2 separate regions of the Homo sapiens genome follow, and region 2 is linked to region 1. The links are chromatin contacts, found by Hi-C or POLR2A ChIA-PET in ENCODE. All regions are on one chromosome and are shown on one strand. The core of a region is the stretch at or near the end of the contact, and the rest is flanking DNA. Distances in the headings are between cores, read along the strand shown. Region 1 has its middle 55 kb from the start of CYTH4. Region 2 overlaps CDC42EP1 (CDC42 effector protein 1).

The links. A loop is a pair of places that touch in the nucleus more often than their neighbours do. ChIA-PET counts read pairs that join two places held with the same protein, here RNA polymerase II (POLR2A). Pooled maps may share reads with other maps.
Region 2: a loop to region 1 is called in a map with no recorded cell type, with 2.9 times the contacts of the local background. The contact joins two enhancer-like sites. A Hi-C loop is called at or near these places in 3 of 168 maps with a recorded cell type or tissue (astrocyte of the cerebellum, endothelial cell of hepatic sinusoid and right cardiac atrium), 1 of 37 single-sample maps with no recorded cell type and 1 of 50 pooled maps. POLR2A ChIA-PET finds 5 or more read pairs at or near these places in 2 of 52 experiments (PC-3 and activated T-cell).

Annotation. Positions count from the first base shown.
Region 1 is chr22:37,333,965-37,340,172 of GRCh38, forward strand. No RefSeq gene overlaps it. Among named protein-coding and RNA genes, the nearest start is that of CYTH4, 55 kb to the left of the region's middle. Within about 2 kb of position 2,852, at least 2 of the 41 ENCODE cell types and tissues checked have a DNase peak (open chromatin) inside an H3K27ac peak, as active enhancers do; they include PC-3, where a contact is called at or near this core.
Region 2 is chr22:37,564,916-37,571,123 of GRCh38, forward strand. CDC42EP1 (CDC42 effector protein 1) reads left to right here. Exons shown (of 3, transcript NM_152243.3): 2 at 1,157-1,897; 3 at 3,193-4,490. The coding sequence starts at 1,435. The coding sequence ends at 3,905. LGALS2 (galectin 2) reads right to left here. Exons shown (of 4, transcript NM_006498.3): 3 at 5,661-5,820; 4 at 5,333-5,497. The coding sequence ends at 5,348. Among named protein-coding and RNA genes, the nearest start is that of CDC42EP1, 7.5 kb to the left of the region's middle. RefSeq lists enhancers at 2,909-3,560, 4,527-4,821, 4,569-4,713, 5,050-5,558, 6,198-6,208 and a cis regulatory region at 4,635-4,648. Within about 2 kb of position 2,421, at least 29 of the 41 ENCODE cell types and tissues checked have a DNase peak (open chromatin) inside an H3K27ac peak, as active enhancers do; they include PC-3, where a contact is called at or near this core.

The sequences.
Region 1 (6,208 bases), core at 1,602-4,101:
AGCAAGTGAGAGATGTTAGCCAGAAGATAGCTAACAACCCTTCCAGTTTGGACATTTCAGAAAAGCAGGTGAACAAACACACAGAGTGAAGGGGAACAGGGGTGTAGCGCCCACTGTCACGGAGAGGAAGGGTTGCTGAGAGGTCTAGTCAAGAATTCCTACTTAAAAACCGCATCCCCTCCACAATGTTAGATGTAGGTCCTGAGCAAGTTACTCCATCCTAAAAATAAAGATGGCGCTAGAGATTTAACCGAGGTCTCTCCAAGGTCCCTTCTGGCTCCAGAACCCTCCTTCCAGGCCAGCTGGAAGCATAATAAATAATAATAACAATGGCAGACATTTATTGAGCATTTACTAAGTCTAGGAACTGAGCTAAGCCTTTGGCGTGGATTGCTTCTTTCTAGCCACTCCACCATCCTAAGAAGGGCTGTCTTATTTCCCTCTAGCTCTCCTACAGGTGAGCAAAGCGCGGCTCGGGAAGGTAGCTCCTGCCGGAATGGAGCAGAAACGTCTCGGCTGGGAATCGAACCCAGGGTCAGTCAGTAGCGGCCGCGTTTTAGGACCCGGCGGTGCACCGAAGACCCGGCGGAACGGCGCGCACCCCGGGCCCAGAGCTCATTAGCCGGGCGCCGCGGGGGCCTTCATTAAAGCTCAGCGACGCGGAGGCTGCCCGCGGCGGCCCCGCCTGGGCGCTCCGGGCTGGCCCGGACCTGCGGCGTCGGCCCAGGAGCATCTGGAAAGGGGGCGCGGGCGGGGATCGGTAGGACCGCCTATGCTCAGGGACTGTCACCCACCCCCTCCCCCAAGCCAAGGAGTAGCGGGGAAGGGGGGCGAGTGCACCCAGGTATTGGGGGGAGCATCAAATCGGAGTGGAGGGGGCCGGTGTCACCGAGCTATCCCCAAACCTCGAACGGCCAAGGCCGAGTCACCCCCGCCCCACCCCCACACACTATGCACCCATTTCACAGATGGCAGGTCCTAGCTCAGAGGGTTAGGGCAGGCCCAGAACCGCATCGCCATCGCCCGTTCGCAGGCCTGATTGAGAGGCTGGAAACGAGGATGGGCAGGGAGTGAGGACCTGTAGGCTCTGCCGGAGAACTTGGGCGTGGGCGGAGCGGGGCATCCAGGAAGAAGCCCCCACCCCAGCCTTGGATAGGGTAGTATACGATAGGGGGCGTAAAGAAGGGTCATGGGCTCCGGTGGTCGCAGGTCCCACCGGCAACCGCCAGGGCGGGGGCAGCAGGAGCAGGAACCTGCTCGCCTCCGCATCTCGTCGGCTCCCCTCTCCCGCCAGACTCCTGTCTCTGCGCCAGGCTGGCCACCCATCCCCTACGCCGGCCCCGCGCCTCCGTCCTCCTCCCCGCTCCCCGCGCTCTCCTCGCCTCCTCCCGCTTCTCTTACCGGAAACCGATCCTGTCCCCTCCATCCCACTCCACCGGTTGACTGAGGTCGCCGCCCATCTTTCCACCCCCGCTGTGTGACTCTAGACGATTGTCTTAACCTCTCCGAGCCTTAGTAAGTAGGCAAGTGGAAAAAGAAGTCAGAAGACTCGGGTGATGGAATGCCAGCCTTTAATGGGTTAAAAAGTGGGAAATGTATGTGTATATATTTGCTTTTCTATGCATATGTTTGCTTGTCTGCGCAGACAGCCTGGAAGAGGAGGGAAGTCGCTGGCGAAGCTGGCTGCCTCCAGGGAGGGAGCCTGGTCCCTGGGGAATGAGCCGGGGGAGATGGAGACTCAGTATTGCACACACCTCTTAAATATTCAAATGTGTAAATGCATTAGCAATTCCAGCTAATAAACAAAATAAAATACAAACATTTACAAAACTAAAATTTAAGAATAATACTAGTGAAGATTAAGCCAGATAAAGTGTGTGAAGCCAGCAGACACACAGAAGTTTCAGTGAACCGCCCCTGTTTTGATTGTCACTGCTCACTAGGTTTGCTGTCGGCTGCTCTGGGTGCCCCTCTTCTTCCCCATCTCCCTCCGTCTTCTGGCCTCAAACCCACCTCGCCTCCTCCTCCCTGCAGCCCCTCCCTGCACTGAAGTCCCTTGCACTCCACCCCCATCTCTTCCAGGGTGGCTGGACACAGGACAGAGGAGCAGGGCTGCGGTGGAGCCCTGGGGATGATGGAGAGTGGGGGGCAGCTGAGCTGTCTGCCAGTCCCCAGGATCCCGTTTGGGAGGGGATCCCCAGTCTAGCTTCAGATATCTCCCCACCTCACAGACGCAGGGTCCCAGTGTAACCTTTGATGGATGAAAAGGTTGGAAGGGAGAACTAAGAGCGGGGGCGTGGCCGGGCGCAGTGGCTCACTCCTGTAATCCCAGCACTTTGGGAGGCCGAGGCGGGCAGATTGCCTGAGCTCAGGAGTTGGAGACCAGCCTGGACAACATGACGAAACCCCATCTCTACTAAAAATCAAAAAATTAGCCAGGTGTGGTGGCGGGCGCCCATAATCCCAGCTACTCGGGAGACTGAGGCAAGAGAATTGCTTGAACCTGAGAGGCGGAGGTTGCAGTGAGCCGATATCGCACCACTGCACTCCAGACTGGGAGACAGAGCAAGACTTAGTATCAAAAAATATATAAAAATAAAAATTAAAAAGTGGTGGGCGAAGCCCCCAGTGAACCACTGGAATCCCTTCTACATGCCCCTCCAAGACAAACGCCCCCGACATACACACACAGCCCAGCACAGCATCACCCTATACTCCATCCCACGTGCACCGGGCACAACCTCTGGCCTGCCCATCCCCCTCTTCTCAGCTCCTCCCCTCCCCACCCCCTCCACGGCACAGTCTTGGCAAGAAGGTCCCCAGAGATAGCAACAAGTAACTAGCACCTTAGGCCAGGCTGAGGGTGTGGCAGATGTGGCCTCAAGGCAGGGCAGGGTGGGGCTGGCCCAGGAACCAGAGACCTTTTCAGAATCCCGGCTCAAGGACAGGGAGAGGTGTTTCGTGACAGGAAAGAAGGAATCACTCTAGCAGTCCCAGAAAGCATGTCCAAGGGGAGTCTTGGAGCTCCTCTAGAAAGACCCTCCTCCCTAGTCTTCCTGCCTCCAGCTCGTCCCCTCCAGGCCACCATCCCCGATGCACAGTTCCAAGGCGCTTGACATGCACTGGCTCTTAACAGGGCTTTCCCAATGCACACCTGCCAGGCCTGTCCCCCACCTCCCCTTGAGGATCAAGTTCATGCAATGCAGGTTGACATTCAGAGCCCTCAAGAGGTCCTCCCTGGCCTTCCAGATGCAGCCTCCTTTCTGAAGCTCCAGCCCCCACCTCACCCTGTGCTCTCCGCTCCTTTTGGAGTGAAAGGTACCCACCCGCCTGCTTTCTGTGAGAGCACCGCACAGTCTGCAACCACAGCCTGGCCCAAGTGAGTGGAGAACCTAGAGGCCAGGGTCTGACTCATTTCTGAGTCCTCAGGGCCCCTTGGACACAGGGAGCCCAGAAGGGCAGGGGAGTAATGGCAAGTTCTGCAGATTAAGAGGGCTGAGCTGGGGCCCAGTGCCAGGCAGAGAAACAGCCCTGCCTTAACCACAGACCTGCAAGGCCGGACTGATGGGTCCCTTTAACAGGAAAGGAAACTGAGGCTCAAAGCAAGTGTCTTCTCCAAGGCCACACAGGCCTTGTTTTGGTTCCTGCATCAGTTGGCTCCCAGCTGGGAAGAGCCTGGAGGGCAGGAGGAAAGCCAATGCCAGGGGATTCTGCCCCCCTCTCTGTCCGCCTTGGGCACGGCTCTGGCCAAGTCTACACCCTGAGGGCTCCAGCTGCTGCCAGAATTGCTCCTCCTGGTTCCATGGTGCTGGAATTCCAGCAGAGCCACCTCCTCCCTCTGTCCCCCTGGCCTTGGGAAGCAGCAACTTCCTACTACGCTGTGATCTCATTGTCCCTTTCTTTTTTTTTTTTTTTTTTTTTGAGACTGAGTCTTGCTCTGTCGCCCAGGCTGAAGGGCAGTGGCACAATCTTGGCTCACTGCAACCTCCGCCTCTGGGGTTCTAGCGATGCTCCTGCCTCATCCTCCTGGGTAGCCGAGATTACAGTCGTGCGCCACCACGCCCAGCTAATTTTTGTATTTTTAGTAGAGATGGGGTTTTACCATCTCTTTGCTGGGATTTCCCAAAGTGCTGGGATTACAGGCGTGAGCCACCGCGCCCGGCCTTCGTTGTCCCCTTCTAATGCTTCCAATCCCCTACGGTAAGTCCCCCAGTTCCACTCTGACGATTTTCATTTCCTGGCTTGGCCCCGAGTCCTGAGTGGGTGGCCCCTGCGCAGGTCCTGGCCCCACTGCCCCGGCTGTTCTTCACTGACGATGGCCGACACTGCCTGACCTCCAGGTTCCTCAGCCTCACCGAGTTCTTTGGCGCCTCCGGGCCATGTTGCGTGCTGTTCCCCCTGCCTGGCTGATCTTCCTGAAGCCCTTTGCCTGGCCGGCTCCATCTATCCCTCTGCTCTGCAGCCTCTTAGCGGCGCCCTCCGTGACTCCCAGTCTTAATCCAGCTTGCTCCCCAGTCCCTCACAAGGCCCTGGCTTCCCCAAAGCCCTGGGTACTGCCTGTGCTTAGGCATCATCTGATTATTTCGTTCATGCTGGATTTTGCCATAGGACCCCCAGCTCAGGAACTCCAGGAGGGCGGGCACATCTGTCTTCCTCACAGCTGCAGCCGTGGCTCCAGAGACTGACGCTGTGCCTGGGTGGAGGTGTCTTCAGTCAATACTTACCGAATGCATGACTCCATGGAAGGATCAAGGAGTGGAGGACAAGACTGGCAGGTGGACACATGGACTGGGCCAGATCACAAAAGGTCTTAAGTATTAGCGTAAGAAGGTGAGTAGGGCCCAGGGAAGATCCTTCATTTTCCCTTCCCTTACCAGATGCCTGATTTTCTTGGGTCCCCAGGCTTACGTTGAAAGCACAATAAATGTGTTTCCTATATCCTAAAATCTTCCCAGCCACCCTGGCCCTCCCCAATCACACACACAAATTGAGCCTGGGAGGCCCAGGAGGGCATGGGGGTGGAGGCTGTGCCAGGCAGTGTGGGTCACCTGAAGGCCAGAGTCCCTTATCAGGCTCTTCTTTGCCCTGGGCGGCCTCTTGGGCCATGTTGCTGACTTCACTCCTGTCCCCTCCCTTACCCAGACAATCCAGAGGAGGGGTGATGTTAGCATAGCCCGAGGCAACCCTCAGGGCCTAGTTACAGAGTCACCCTCAGAAAAGAGACACTGGGACCTGAAAAGAGGCATGGCGGTCCCTGGTTGCTCCCCATTAAACCCTGGCCCAGCTCAGGCCCTGGGCTCTCCTGGGCAGAGCTGTGTGGCTCTCCTGAATGTGTGAGCACCAAACTTGGAGGTCTTAATTCTGGGGACTCATAGCACCGTGGGGCCGCTCTCTCTCTTCCTCAGTGAAATGTGGGCATGGCCGGCATACTTCCACCCTCACGGGGACGGTCAGAACAGAGAGGAGACGCAAAGGCGGTGAGAAGGGGCACACAGCTGGGGCGAGTCCCATAGCCTCTCTGTGCCTCAGTTTACTTGTCTGTTAAGACGGGGTCGTCTGATTATGCTAAGTCAGATAAGCCAGATGCAAAAGAACATATATTTTATGATTCCACTGATGGGAGGTACCTGGAATAGTTTAATTCATAGAGACGAAGACCAGCGGTTACGGGGGTTGACATGGGAGGGGGCGTGGCGCAGGGCGTGCAAGCTTCTGTTCGGGATCATGCAGAAGCCCCGGAAATGGATGGTGGTCATGGCCACACAGGAATGTGAATGTACCGAATGCCACGGACCTGTATGCTTACAGAGCTAAAATGGTAAATTTCATGTTACGTACATTTTACCGCAATTTAAAACACACACATAAGAGGTGGACCTCCCCTACTGTGCGGGCCTGACTGGGGGGTTACATCAGGGAAAGGCCTGGGGACCTGAGCCCAGAGGAGCTGTGCTGAGCCCCCCGAAGTAGTAGTGGAAGGGCTGCAGAGTTTTGACCTCCTTCTCAGGCCTGGGCCCATTCCTGAGCTCAGGGCAGGGCTGAGAGCAGTTGGAGCCCAAGGACCTGGGGTGGGGCCAGAGGGGTCCTGGGCGCTCAGCTGGCCTCCCCCAACACCCAGCCCCTCGCCTTGTCTGCACCTCCTTCTGCAGCTCAGCAAAACTCTTTCCCTTCCTTTACAGGCTGGCATGGATCATCAGGCCCACCTTCC
Region 2 (6,208 bases), core at 1,171-3,670, 230 kb after region 1:
TTACAGGCGCCCGCCACTACGCCCAGCTAATTTTTTGTATTTCTGGTAGAGACGGGGTTTCACCATGTTGGCCAGGCTGGTCTCTAATTCCTGACCTCGTGATCCACCCGCCTTGGCCTCCCAAAGTGCTGGGAATACAGGCGTGAGCCACCGCGCCCAGCCCCTCAGGAGTATTGTATGGGTTTAAACGATGAGGCGGGTGAGGTCTTGGCACTTAGTAAGTGCTTCATAAGTGGGCCCTGCAGAATAAGTGCTTTCTTTTTTTTTTCCTTTTTTTTTTTTTTTTTTTTGAGACAAGGTCTTGCTCTGTCTCCCAGACTGGAGTGCAGTGACACAATCATGGCTCATTGCAGCCTTGACCTCCTAGGCTCAAAGGATCCTCCCTTCTTAGCCTCCTGAGTAGCTAGGACCACAGGCATACACCACCACACCCAACTAATTTTTTTAAAATTTTTTTGTAAAAACCAGGTCTCATTATGTTGCTCAGACTTAGAATGAGTGAATGAGTGCTTCTATTTTTTCCTGATACATGGCTTAAGTGTATAGCTCAATGAATTATTTGTCCCCTATTCAGTCAGTACCTGCTCAGAGGCTGCCATCATTCTGATTGCTAATAGCATCAATTGGTTTTGCCTGTTACTGAACTTCCTTGTTTTTTTTTTTTTTTTTTTTTTTTTTTTTGAGACGGAATGTTGCTCTTGTTGCCGAGGCTGGAGTGCCGTGATGTGATCTTGGCTCACTGCAACCTCTGCCTCCAAGGTTCAAGTGATTCTCCTGCCACAGCTTCCTGGGTAGCTGGGATTACAGGTGCGCACCACCACGTCCGGCTAAGTTTTGTATTTTTAGTAGAGACGGGGTTTCTCTATGTTGGCCAGGCTGGTCTCGAACTCCTGACCTCAGGTGAGCCACCCACCTCAACCTCCCGAAGTGCTGGGATTACCAGCATGAGCCACCGCACCCGGCTGTGTTCTTGAACTTTCTATACACAGACTCACTTGGGTCCCCGTGTGCCTAGCTTCTGCCCCGCGTCAGTTGGAGGCCTCCATCCGTGTAGTTGGGTGTGATCATCTATCCTCTTCAGCTGCTAATGTTTGGACCCCGGATTTCCTCCTCTGTCGCGGGCCTGCCGTCACCGCCCATTCTGTCTTCCTTCCAGGTCTCCACCTCTGGGCAGGAGAGTTGCCGACCACCTCGGGGGTGCTTTCTCTGCGCTTGAACATCTATAGCTGCTTCTGAGGGGCTGGGAGCCGGGCCCCTGGGAGAGACGAGCCATGAACCCCCCACAGCCTCTGCATTTGGGGACCTCACCTTAGGAGAGTGCCATTTACAGCTTCCGCCAGGGCAAAGGAGCTGAGCAGCCATCCCAAGCCCAGCCCACCTCCCTCCCCCGGCCCCTGGTAGGCATGGACTAGCAGCTGTGAGCAGCCAGAGCTGATGCCCGGCCCCCAGGGGGGCAGAGGCGCCGCCACCATGAGCCTGGGCAAGCTCTCGCCTGTGGGCTGGGTGTCCAGTTCACAGGGAAAGAGGCGGCTGACTGCAGACATGATCAGCCACCCACTCGGGGACTTCCGCCACACCATGCATGTGGGCCGTGGCGGGGATGTCTTCGGGGACACGTCCTTCCTCAGCAACCACGGTGGCAGCTCCGGGAGCACCCATCGCTCACCCCGCAGCTTCCTGGCCAAGAAGCTGCAGCTGGTGCGGAGGGTGGGGGCGCCCCCCCGGAGGATGGCATCTCCCCCTGCACCCTCCCCGGCTCCACCGGCCATCTCCCCCATCATCAAGAACGCCATCTCCCTGCCCCAGCTCAACCAGGCCGCCTACGACAGCCTCGTGGTTGGCAAGCTCAGCTTCGACAGCAGCCCCACCAGCTCCACGGACGGCCACTCCAGCTACGGTGAGGGCCTGGGCCATCTTGGCCCACTTTTCAGAGGCTGAGGCTGAGGCCCAGAGGGGTTCAGTGGCTCCTCCAAGCTCCAAGTGAGCTCCAAGTGACCACAGAGGTCAGGCCCAGACCCCACATCATGGATGGGGAGGGGGTGCAGTGGTGGGAACAAGCTGACTCCCCAAAACACCTGAGGTTGAGAGTGAGGAGGTGGAGTTTGAATTCTAGCTGCCCCTCACTTGCTGTGTGACCTGGGCAAGCACATCCCCCTCTCTGGGCCTTAGCTGAACCAGTCACCCACCCATTCTTGCCCCCTTCAACCAAAGCCTTCCCCTCATGTCGGAATGATATCATGGAGAGGTGAAGGGCCTGGGCTCTAGATTCCAATCCAGTTCTGCCTGAATTTCAGGAAGTCAGTTGACCTCTATAAGTTCAAGTCCTCGCCTGGATAATGAGTCTCTCGGGGTCATTGCTAAGATTCAGTGCCAGGAGAGGCGCAGGGGGGCTGATACTTAGTAGGTGCTCAGGACACTGGAGCTGTTGTTATCTGAACTTGGTTTCCTGTAACTCGACAAATTTGGGAAACCACTCACAGGAACCGCAAGCCACAGGCCTTCCTGCCCAGCCAGAAGTGCCACCTTGGCCGTTCGGTCAGAGCTCACCTGAGAACCATGGGCCCCTGCTGCCACCTGGTGGCCACTCCCTGCCTTGCGGGAGTGGCTCTAACACCCCTGCCCCAGGCGGCTGCTCAGAACCGCACTGAGGACTGGTCCACAGAAACCCGATTCTGTCTCAGGTCTGTAGTCCTGGAAGCAGGGGCTGGACATGTCTGTCCTTCATTTCTATACAGTCAGACCCTGATTGCTGGTCCCATCCTGTGTCCACAAACCAGCTCACGTGCTATGGGTTCACCTGCAGCCATCGGCCAGCGTCATGGCAGGGAGCCGGTGGCCATGGCTGAGGTCACAGTTGGGACTGAGAGGAGATTTGAGCTCCAGACTTGATTCCACCTCGTCAGACTTCTATGGCCTTGGGCTAGCTCCTTCGCCCCATCCCAAACTGAGCCTCACTTTCCCCATCTGCATAATGGAAATGAGGATAATGATGATTTTCAGCTTTCGGGGTAGACAGGAAGATCACACAGGTGACCATGGAGTGTATTCTATTGGAAAGATGGGAGAAACCGAGGCCAGAGAGGGGAGGGACTAGCCAGAGGCCACACAGCAAGCCAGGACTGGTCCTGTCTCCCCTCCTGAATTCCTGGTGAGGGACCCCAGCTCTGAGCCCACTGCCCATTTCTCTTCTAGGCCTGGACTCTGGGTTCTGCACCATCTCCCGCCTGCCCCGCTCGGAAAAGCCGCATGACCGAGACCGGGATGGTTCCTTCCCCTCTGAGCCCGGGCTTCGCCGCTCTGACTCTCTCTTGTCCTTCCGCCTGGACCTCGACCTTGGGCCCTCACTCCTCAGCGAGCTGCTAGGGGTCATGAGCCTCCCAGAAGCCCCTGCAGCTGAGACTCCAGCCCCCGCTGCAAACCCCCCAGCCCCTACTGCAAACCCCACGGGTCCTGCTGCAAACCCCCCAGCCACTACTGCAAACCCCCCAGCGCCTGCTGCAAACCCCTCAGCACCTGCCGCAACCCCCACGGGTCCTGCTGCAAATCCCCCAGCCCCTGCCGCAAGCTCCACACCCCATGGACACTGTCCCAATGGGGTAACAGCTGGGTTGGGCCCAGTGGCTGAGGTGAAGTCCAGCCCAGTGGGAGGGGGTCCCCGAGGACCTGCTGGCCCTGCCCTCGGCAGGCACTGGGGAGCAGGCTGGGATGGCGGCCACCACTACCCAGAGATGGATGCGCGGCAGGAGCGGGTGGAGGTGCTGCCCCAAGCCCGGGCCTCCTGGGAGAGCCTGGACGAAGAGTGGAGGGCGCCCCAGGCAGGCAGCAGGACCCCAGTGCCCAGCACAGTGCAAGCAAACACCTTTGAATTTGCGGATGCTGAGGAGGATGATGAGGTCAAGGTGTGAGGGGCTGGGGCACGGTCCCAGGGCCCCACCTAGGTGCAGAGCCGGCCCCTCACCTAACAGCTGGTTCCTACCAGACCGGAGAGGGGAGAAGTCATGTTGCCCCTAAACCCCTCCCCACCTCTGCAGGACAGACATGGGAGGGAGGACAGGGAAGGCCAGGCTTGCTCTGGGACTTTTATGCTCCCAGAGGCCCTGCCAAACTGACCACCTCCCCCGACTGCCACTCTGGACCTAATAGCTGTTCCTTAGGCCCCACTCCATGCCACCCCCACCAGCTGGAGGACCCAGCCTCACAGTGTGTCCTTTGTGCCAGACCAAGCGGCCCGTGGGGGGTGGGGGGCAGGGAGTGTACCACACAGGGCCATTGTCTCACCTCCCAAAGGGACCGCCTGCCCCCAGCTCATCCCAGAGCGTCCCTGCTGCAACCCTGACAGCCGTCTCCCAGGCCGCTTCCCCAACATCCCCGCCCCAGCCTCCCTCTTACCCCAGAAAGGTCAGGTATGACCTCCCGGGGAGGAATCCCACCTGCCTGTATACCCCAGACTTGCCTCTGGGGCCTGATTAAATAAGGCTGTTTTGATAAAAGGTGTCCTGCAAGATGCTTGGGGACCTGGGACAACAGCATCAGCTCTGTCTGCTTCAGTCCCCTCCCCTCCAGGGAGTTTAGAAAGCCAAGGATCCCCCATCAAGGCCCCCAGCAGGGAAGGGAAGTGGACGCGCCAAGGGGAGGGTAATGAGTAACCAGGCTGGAACGCCCCTGAGATAAGAGGCCCAGGTGGGAGCCCTTATCTGCAGTTCCGGGAACAGCCCCTGGCCCAGGTGCCTGGGACTCGTGTCTGCCCCATAATCCCACAGGGCAGCATGGCATTTGCTCTGGCGATAGTGGGGGCAAGTAGACAGAAGCAAGTGCGTAGGACTGTTGGGAGCATGTCTCAGCCTCCCAACATGGCAGCCGGGTGTCCTCATATCTGTTTCCTCCTCAGTATTATGAAAATGCCAGGAGCATTAAAATGCACGGAAAGAGAAATGCCCTCCTTAGGTATCGGAAGACCGGTTAAATTTAGCCACAAACAGCTAACGTGAGGTGGTGCACTCCCTGTCACTACAGGTATGCAACCAGAGGATGTGTGGCAGGAGGCAGGATCACTACGGGACCTCAGGATCCCTGAGAGCAGGACATTCTGGATCATGGGGTGCCTTCATTCAGAGGTCCTCAGACCAGGGGTATCCCATGTTTTTGTAAACTTGAGGGACCCAAGAGAGAAAGGAGTCACAAGCCACAGTTCTTGCCACAGGAAGACTCGATAAAAACAGATTATTTTGTTTGCTTTTAGCCCTGGGGCAGGAACTGCAGGTAGGGATAGGGGAACACACCCAAGCTCTGTTGATCCTGGTGTGACTCGGAAGAAGAACCAGGACAGAGAATCTCGGCTGGAAGTCTTTTATTCTTTTAACTTGAAAGAGGACATGTTGAACCCGCCCCTTACGCTCAGGTAGCTCAGGTGGCTGTGACCCAGCCTGTTGGGAAAAGTCAGCTCGTGCCCATCTGGCAGCTTCACCTTGAATTTGTCACTCTCAAAGGTCACTGTGAACTGTGGGGAGGGAGGGTGTCAAGGAGGCAGGAGGCCCTGGAAATGGGCCAGGGCAGTGCCTGATGGCTCAAACAAGGCCAGCACCTGTGTCCAGGCCAGGCTCTCTTCCATCTGGGCCCTCCCCTTGACATCACCCCAGTGCCCTTTCCCCCTTTGACCTCACCTTGACCTCTGACCCTGGGCTGAAGCACAGGTGATCTTCCCGTTGTTCTTGCCCCCAGTTGCTGCCGTCCAATGAGTTGCAGACAATGGTGGATTCGCTGAAGCGAGGGTTGAAATGCAGGTTCAGCTTGTCTGTCCCCTGGCCCAGATTAATTACAAAGCTGCAGGAGAAGGGGTAGCAGGTGAGGTTCAGGGCTCAGGCCTGGATAAAGCAGCTTGGGTTGGAGGACCTTGGTTGACCACAAGCTGGAAGAATCAAAGCTTGTGTTAGTTGAGATCTGTGCCTTAAAACAAGGGAGGTAACAACCTGCTCAGACTTAGCACTGTGGTAGCACATTCCATTTGGAGCAGGGATCACGCTGTTGAGAGAAGGGTAACTGATAGTGACAGCTTCGGGAATTGGGGGTGGCTCTCCTGGGAGAGAGAAATGCTATCTCTTAGATATCTGAAGACCTATTAAATTTAGCCACCAGCAGCCAACCTAAGGTGGTGAGCTCCCTGTCACTATGGGTGTGCAACCGGGGTTGTATGACTTCTTGGCAAGATCAC